Regions from separate parts of the Homo sapiens genome. Here region 1 is linked to region 2. The links are chromatin loops, found by intact Hi-C in ENCODE. Cell type or tissue: heart right ventricle. All regions are shown on one strand. Each heading gives the region's core, and the rest is flanking DNA. Links, peaks and the distances in the headings are about the cores only.

What was found. Hi-C counts contacts between places; a loop is a spot of excess contacts. Peaks named below come from ENCODE experiments on the same cell type or tissue, not always from the same donor. Only the 100,000 strongest peaks of a DNase experiment are listed, where the experiment ranks them.
Region 1: a loop joins it to region 2, with 11 times the contacts of the local background. A loop is called at or near these places in 4 of 110 quality-filtered maps.

Annotation. Positions count from the first base shown.
Region 1 is chr15:101,578,756-101,583,141 of GRCh38, forward strand. No RefSeq gene overlaps it. Among named protein-coding and RNA genes, the nearest start is that of LINC02348, 33 kb to the right of the region's middle. RefSeq lists an enhancer at 535-1,734. In heart right ventricle, for the core only: no CTCF peak of the experiment used is centred there; no DNase peak of the experiment used is centred there; H3K27ac peaks cover 552 bases.
Region 2 is chr15:101,355,432-101,359,817 of GRCh38, forward strand. The region is part of intron 13 of PCSK6 (proprotein convertase subtilisin/kexin type 6); the gene reads right to left. Among named protein-coding and RNA genes, the nearest start is that of PCSK6-AS1, 23 kb to the left of the region's middle. RefSeq lists enhancers at 1,785-2,728, 3,673-4,386. In heart right ventricle, for the core only: a CTCF peak has its summit at 2,009; DNase peaks (open chromatin) are centred at 2,120 and 3,712; H3K27ac peaks cover 2,608 bases.

The sequences.
Region 1 (4,386 bases), core at 179-4,178, 220 kb after region 2:
CTGCCTCCCACAGGCATGACACTGTTGCCTCCACCGCTGCAGAAAACCAAGTGCCTTCGCCACCATCTCTGTGGTCAGAGCAGAATGAAAGCAATCGGAGCAAGACCTCAGCCTCACCTCCCTGTCCAGGTGACATGCATCTGGCTGTCAGGCCCTTACTGACAGCCCAGAGGCAAGTGGTTCTGAGAAACGTGGGCTTGAACTTTCCAGCCCCCCAGAGGATATCCCCAAGGATGCTGGAGTGGAGGGGCGGTGGTCCAACATCTGCCACACTCACCGCAGTGCCCACCCCTGCCAGGACTCACTCCTTTGAACCCATAAATAACTTTGATCATATCTCCCAGGAACGTGTATATATGTATATGTGTGTGGGGTACATATGTGTGTGCATGTGTGTCCCCTTGTGTAGAGGGTCTGTGTGACTGTGCCAGGGGGGAGAGAGAGACACACACACGCAGTGATAGAGAGAGACAGAGAGAGAGAGAAAGACAAAGAGCCCACAAAGGGGCTGTGCGTGGGGAGCCAGCAGCTGACCCCCTGCCCCCCTCCCCACTTCTTGATCATGGTTTTAACCTCCTTGAAGGCAGGAGATAGGGATGGACTCACTTCCCTGCACAGAGCAGGAGGCTCAGTTCCGTTTGCTGAATGGCGCGGCTGGAAGTGCTCTGGGGGAAGGAAATCAAAGAATATAAGGAAACACAAAGTGGGGAAGGGAACTGACTTTCACAGACAGCTGCATGGCAGTTCATTTAGATGGGGTCAGGTTTTGGCCATCAAAAAAAGCTAGGAAAAACCTTCCTTTCAGAGCTCTTTGACCTTCGGAATCAGAGAAAAGGGATTGTCAGACGTTGCTGTTTTGAGTTATTTCTGGTTTCCCACTTAATTCTCACAGGTCTCAAGGTTGAGCAACTCATTTTATAGGAGAGAAAACGGAGGCTGGGCCAGAAGGACTGTCCTGGGATTGTCGTGGCAGGTGTGGGCTGAATGGAATGGCTAAGCCTCTTCCAACACTGTTCAAACACCCCTCTGTGGAGGAAGAACTGGGAGTCGGGGGCCAGTGCTGCTGTCCCGGGGAACTCCGAACATACACCCCAGATTTGTATTCAAGACTCATTTGTCACTCATGACTCATTTCCAAGTGATGGAATTCCAACTCACAATAGCTTATAAGTTTAGGGGCAGGTGGGGGACTTATTGCTTTGAGTCATGGGGACTTCCAGGAAAGCACAGCGCTTCAGGCATAGCTGGACCCAGGGGGTGGGCAGCCTGTTGCCCAGCAGCTCCAATGAAGGCAATGACTGGCCCAGCTTCGATGGTCTCTCCCCATCCCAAGGAGGGTCAAATTATCTGACTGGCTGGATCTGAGTCACGTCTCAAACTCTGTCACCAGAGGTGGGGTCAGTGCCAACTAAAAGGAAGGAGGGTTAGCCTCCTAAAGACAGCTGGCCAGACAAAAGACATACCGGCAAGGCCACACCACGCACTCACTAACTTGAGCCCCAACTTGGCCTGACCCCCGCAAAGGAGAGAGGGATTCTTTCTGAGACCAAAAACCCTTTCCCAGGTGGAGCACTCCTCTCTAGCAGCCATTTCTCTCCTTAACCGGAACATCACACTCGGCACGTCTGCAAGGGCATATTAAAGTATAAAAGCCACAGAAACAAAATTGAAAATAAAATTTATGACCCTTTTTCGAGCCAATATCCTAAAGCTGACCAAGATAGCCAACCAGATGTGGTCCCGTAAATTGCGGGAGAAGTGTAACGGGCACTTCTATGAAAGCACACACATAGAGGGGGACTCTGCTCATTTCCTAGGTCCCCGGGGAATGGATGAAGAATGTCTCAAAGATCTCGCTTCAGACAGAGAGAAGAGGTGCACTTGCCAACAATCAGCTCATCTCTTCCTTATTTCTGCTAAACTCGTCAAAGCTCGTCTGTTTCAGCTCCTCGGGCCACCTCAGCAGGACTGTTATTGCTACAGAAAAGTTCTGATACGGCCTGAGAACTTCTGTTTCTCTGGCTTAGAGATGTAGGTGGAGGGGCAAATATCTGAGTCCGATTCTGGTCAAGGATGTGCCATTCTTTTTCTTCCCTTTTAAGTCTTTTATTTGCATCTATTTTATGCTGAACTTCTTCCCACGCCGTAAATGTTTGTTTCTTCAGATTCTTCTGGGATACATTTTCTTCTGTGCAACCTCCTTTTCTGGCTTGGGAACAAATTTTCTTTTTTTCTTCAGCAAGGATCACCTCATGGGAGTTCATGTATGGGTTAATCCCACCGTGAGTTCTGTAAATATGGTGGTGCCAATATCTTGGGTACTTTGTTCACCTAGACATGTTCGTTGACCAGAGAATTTACATCTAAACCCTTAAGTTCAGCATTACTCTCTGCATTTTTAAGCAGGTGTGGCAAAAATTCCATACTCTTTTGGATCCTTGGTATCTAATATCTTGGGTACTTTGTTCACCTAGAGATGTTCATTGACCAGAGAATTTATATCTAAACCCTTAAGTTCAGCATTACTCTCTGCATTTTTAAGCAACTGTGGCAAAAATTCCACACTCTTTTGGAGCCACTGACCCTGCATCCAGCCCTACTGTTGGCCTGGGCACACCTCTCAACTCCACCATCATAAGACAGAATGACACACATTGCTTCGGTTAAGATACACCTTTCAGACACTTGGTGGCTTTCCAGATACACACACCTGTCATGGTCTAGGAGTGTTCTTAAAGTGAACACAAAGATTTAAAACTCTTGATGTGCATGATTTTGTGGGGGTTTTCTGCGTCAAGTGAACAGTAAACCACTTTCACAGGTCACCAGAGACCGCTTATAGGCAGAGCTCCCATTCTCTTTAGATGTAACCTTCTCCTCTGGTTGGATGGAACAGGGGCCATGGTAAAAGTTGCCCACAAGACCCAGAAATGCGTGCGTGAGTGCATGCGCGCGCGCGCGCGCACACACACACACACACACACACACACACACCCATGGAGAGCCTCTCCAACAGAGCAGAGGGAAGACAGGACAGACTCTTCACATGGAAGGCTCAGAACATTCCACAGGGCAGTGGCCAACTTTCCACTATAGCAGGCCTGTTTCATGTCCAGCTAACACCTCTTCTCTATCGTTTCTTGCTAAGAGAATAGTGTCTGACGACAATGTGCTCAGGAACGAGGAGTGAATTATGAGTCCCTCCACCAGTGAGTTGAGGGGTAAGGGTAGAGGTGAGCATGTGACCAGTTCTGGCCAATGAAACACAAGGATAAGTCTTCTAGGAAATTATGGATTCATTTTTTACCCTGATTAGAGAGGGGCAAGGGGGAAAATGTTCCATTTTTGCTGTCTCCTTTTCTCCAGCTTTGTGTGCATGGCGTCAGGCAGTGCTGCTTCAAGCTGCTGCAACTATCAGACCAGAGAATCCCAAAAAAGCCAACTTAGAACGAAGGATCCACTGTGAAACTGCCCACCTCTCTGCTTCCTGATAGGTTAGATAATAGTACTTGCATCATATGAGATAGTGTTATATTCTGTTACTTGCTGCTCAGAGGTACCAACAGCTATACTCATGGTTGCTTCTCTGACTTGAGACAGAACTGGGATAAGACGTCACACCAGTGCCCATCCTACTTACTTGGAATTCCACTTTAGAAGGCTTTCCACACCTGTTTGGAGCATTCACCATGTAACTGATACATGCCTTGGGCTCACATCTCCACTTCCATCCAGACATGTTAGGGATAATTCTTGTGGCAGTCACCATGGCCTTGTGTCTAACACTATTTAGCACAACTACATAATTTTGCATTTCTTTTGCTTTTTTTAAAAATTAAACTTTTTATTTTGAGCTAATCATAGGTTCTTCTGCAGCTGTAAGAAATAATATAGAAAGATACAATGAACGCTTTACCCAGTTTCCCCCAGTGGTAGCATCTTGCAAAACTATAGTACAATATCACAACCAGGAAATTGATATTGATAAAGTCAAGATACAGAACATTTCCATCTGCACAGGAGTCCTCCATGTTTTACTTTTACAGCCACATATACTTCCCTCCAGCCCCCACCCCCGCCACACTCAGTCCTTAAACCCTGGCAATTGCTAATTCATTATATGTTCTCCATTCCCATAATTTTATCATTTCAAGGCTGTTACATAGATAGACTCATACAGTAGGTAACCTTTTGGGTTTTTTTCAGTCAGCATAATATTCATCCTGGATATTCATCCTAGTTTTTACATGTATCAGCAGTTCACTCCTTTTTATTTCTGAGTAGTATTGCATAGTATGACTGTACCACAATTTGTCTAACCATTCACTCACTGAAGAACACCTGGGTAGTTTCCAGTTGAGGCTGTTATGAATAATGAAGGTATGA
Region 2 (4,386 bases), core at 104-4,103:
GTAGGCTCCTGGTTACAAAGGGAGGGCTAGGCCAACTCAGTAAAGTTTGGGCCCTGTACATAGCCCTGGTCAAACTGCCTGCAGGGCACACTCAGCTGGGCTCTTGGGGTGGAAGAAGTGAAGAACAAGGAAACACCCCTCACACCCATGCCTACCCAGCAGACCCGGCATGGGGCAGGTGTGCAGACAAGGTAAGTGTGTGCTGCATGAACAGGAGAACACCATGCAGATGCCCCTTAGTGCTGACAAAGCCAAGCTCGATTCCTGCAGAGCACTTTGCATGCATCCGGCATGCCCATGGGGGCCCCAGGTCATGAGGAGGTGCAGGGACCTTCCTGCACCTGAGGGTGCCGAGCGGGATGTGGCCCTGGGTGGGGAGGCTGGCCTGACCTTGGCAGGTGCACAGGCTCTGCCTTGTCGTTCAGGTGCAACCACCAACGTAGGCTCCGAGGCAAGAAGGGCGGGCTGGGAAGGCTCCTCTCTTCAGTGACTTGGTCTGGGTCTCACTTCTGCACAGCCCTATCTTACAGGAGAGGAGACCCAGCGCAGAGGCCAGAGAGACAGGAAAAGCGGAGGCAGGAGGATCCAACCCCAGGCCTGTCTGATGTCTGACGTGGGAGAATGAAGCATACATGTTTCTCAGAGAATAGACACTTTCTGCATTCTGGGTCCAAACTTAAAATCTCGGGCATTTTGGATGGCAACTCTCTTAAATGCAGCCAAACTTCTCCGACAGATGTTCTGCAGGACGAGCCATCGCCCCAGCTCTGCCTGCACCGTTGCCAGCTCCGTTCGTAGCCTTGCAGGCTCTGTGCGTAACGGCTGGAGTAGCAAGCTCACCCACGGTGGAAGCTGCCCCCTCTTCCACACCCACACTGTGCACTGCAGGGGCAAGGTCCTAGTGTTCCCAAATCTGGAGCTAAGTAGAGTTCAATAAAGGTGTGCTGGGCTGGGTGCAGTGGCTCACCCTGTAATTGCAGCACTTTCGGAGGCCGAGGTGGGCAGATCACCTGAGGTCAGGAGTTCAAGACCAGCCCGGCCAACATGGCAAAACCCTGTCTCTACTAAAACTACAAAAAAAAAAAAAAAAAAAAAAAAATTAGCCAGATGTGGTGGCAGATGCCTGTAATCCCAGCTACTTGGGAGGCTGAGGCAGAAGAATCGCTTAAACCTGGGAGGCAGAGGTTGCAGTGAGCCGAGATTGCGCCGTTGCACTCCAGCCTGGGCAACAGAGCGAGACTGTCTCAAAATAAATAAATAAATAAATAAATAAATAAATAAATAAATAAATAATATAGGTGTGCAGGAATAAATGAAGAGCTGTTAGTATCTGCAAATGCTGCAAGACTGCAAAGCAGGATTCACACTCGATTCCATTCCTAAATTGCCTCCTGGAAGAGAGTGATCCTGGGAGGACCCAGATCCTTGGCCTGGGAACTGAAGAGGAAAATGGATGACTGATGTGCTACTCAACCTTTAAAAATGGCTTTAAAACTAATTACCTAAGCCACGTTCAATCTGACAGGAGGTATTATTGGAGCTAGCGCATCAGTCAGATCACTTAATTACTTCATAAATCCTGGGTCTTAGCATAGATTTTAAAGCACTTTTACACAGAACACCATTGGAGCAGTTTTTTTCTTTTCATTTTCTTTTAAAGCAATTAACTTGCAGAGATTTGCAGGAGATTGAAATGAACACCACAGAAACGAAGCACCCTGCCCCAAGCACAGGTTCTTGGAATGCCTGTAGAGAAGTGAGGACTGCCTGCTTTTCTGGTCTACGCGTGTGTGTGTGCTGCACTGTGCCTGGCACTGAGGCTGGTGGTGACTGTGCACTCACAGGCCACCCTCACCAGACAACCAGGGAGTGGAAGATCCTGCCCATTTGAGATCAGTTCATACCTCGGCATCGACGAGGCTGACAGGCAGCTGACTCGATGCTGACGATGCTGACCAGACCTGCATTTTCCTGGCTGACCAGCCCTGCATTTTCCCGGCCTCTAGAGCTCTGAATCCTGGAGCTAGAGGGCAACCTAGGTCTTCTCTGTCACCTTCCCAGGCTGAGGTCCCCAACAGGCACTATCAGCTTGACCTGAACATTCAGTGCTGGGGCTGGTCCTGCCTCCCTGTGTACACAATAGCGTCATAGCGTGCAGGCAGGCTGGGCTTCCCTCTCCACCCATGCACTGATGAGAAGCCTCGGCCAGCGGCCGTCCTGCCCACCTGGCGTGGCCTCACAGGCATGCTCTGGGGGTAGGTCTTATTGCGAACAATGCCTACGTTGGGTCCCGGGTCTTTGGGCACAGCATAACCAGTGCCTTGGTGAGCTCTGGGTAGACACGGATTTTCACCCTTCCTCCTAGGGGGTGCTTCCTGGCTCTCTGGTGGTTGATAGAGATCTTCTCAGACTCTCCTCCACACCTCAATGCCCGTCCACTGCAGGCCCCCATCCACACTGACGCCTTCTGTGGGCACCAGAGCATCCTCCCAGAGGCAGCAGGCCCTTTCCTTATGTCGGCCTGGCCAGGAAGCTCCCACCTCTGCTCTGCACTCATGGAAGGGCCCAGACCTGCCCCTGGAAGGAGGGGAGTTAGGGCAGGTCATCGCTGAGGACTGTCTCGGCCTGACATCCCCGTCGCTTGCCCAGTGGATCGGGTGGGGAAGCCTGGCTCGTCACTGCTGAGCCCCTCTGTGGTCCCTCCCAGGGCCTGGGGAGCAAGGCCAGCCCTGAGAAGTCTCACCCCTGGGGGTAGGCGGAGTAAGGCAGGTCATATGTGGGCAATGCCTGGCACTTCATTCTACAAAAGGACAGCCGTACCCTTGGGGCAGTCGCCATCTCCTAATGGCCTGTATTTTCTATGCTACTAAGATAAAAAAAAACAAAGTGACACTGGGGAACTCCTGAGAATCTGGCCTTAGGCAGACCCTTCCTCACAAGCCCTTCCTTGTTTCTTTCAGCCGGAAATCCCTGTTTGCTCCACTGAACTTGGGGCACTCCTCTGGGTCACTGGTGGCCCTTGGGCCCTTGTGCATGGTACTATTGGTTCCTGAAATCCGAAATGTTCCCAACTAGCCTGTGGGCTCCTCAGGGGCAGGAACTGTGTCTTGGAGCCTCTCTGTGCCCGAGCACTGGCATAGCATCTGGCACATGGCAGGACCTCTGCAAAATGCATCGGAGACATGTCTGTTAGGATACGCAGACCTCCCATTTTGACATTTCAGGAACAGCCGGAAGAGGTACCATTCATCTGGAGGCTGAAGAGGGCTTATCCTGGATCAACCTCAAAAGCACTGGGCCCATACGCCAACCTGGAAAGGGCCGCTTGGCCTTTGTTTGAGCCCCTCTGACCCCTTTTGGCTTCACTCCATCACTCCCTTCCCTCACCCTGGGAGGATCCAGCCGCCATGCTGAACAACAAGCTCAGAGGCTGGCCCTGGAATGAAGTGAGCAGGGCAGGTTGGGGAGACTCAGTTGCAACTGCAGTGTCCCATGTGAGGGCCACATGGATTTCCACTGTGGAGAGATGCTGGTGGGACCCAGGCTCCCAGGCTAGCTCTCACTGTGCTTGGGGAGGATGCACAGAGCCTGTGGGTGACAGGAAGGCGCCCGTCCTCCCCACACACAGCAGGGAGGGCTTGCCGTGCGTCAGCTGTGGCAGGACGCATGCCTGTACTTGCTGTTTCTGGACCACATTCAGGAGTGGCAGTTGTCTACAGGGTAAAGCTTGCATGGAATGAACTGACTCCAGACGCCCTTGCAGGAATGTGCATACTCTCTGTGATGACACTGGAGAATGTGTCCCCGCCCCCCAAATTCCAGTAGGCCCTAGAAGGTCAGAGCTGGAAGGTACCACAAGGTGTTTATTCTGCACCCGTCTCAACCTTCTGAAAGCAAAGATCCAGTTTCTACCCACGCTGAGGGGTGGAGATCGACCTGTGTCAAGACTTCATTTGGGGCTACCCTCAGGAAGTATTTCTTGTATCCACTAATCCTGTGTCCTCTGTAGCACACAGAGCATCTGGTCATGTGGTGGTTACAGAGGGTTCCAACTGGACTAATTAATCCGCCAACACCTATTGGGCACCTATCATACACCATGCAGCAGGAGGCTCTCAGGGCACAGCAGGACCGGAAGGAAGGAAGGCTGCAGATGGCAAGCCCATCAGTGCTAAGGCCAAGGCCAGAGCTGCTGAGTGCCATGCAGGCAGCAAGCAGGGAGCTGATATGGCAGCATCTGGCTGGGCAGGAAGCAGTGTGGCAGGTGCACAGGTGTGCAGGGCATGCGGTTCCGTGCTGTGCACCACTGCAAGCCTAAAGCTCGCTCAGCACCCACACGCAACAGGCTCCAAACGTGTGAATCACTGTTATATAAACAGATCTCCT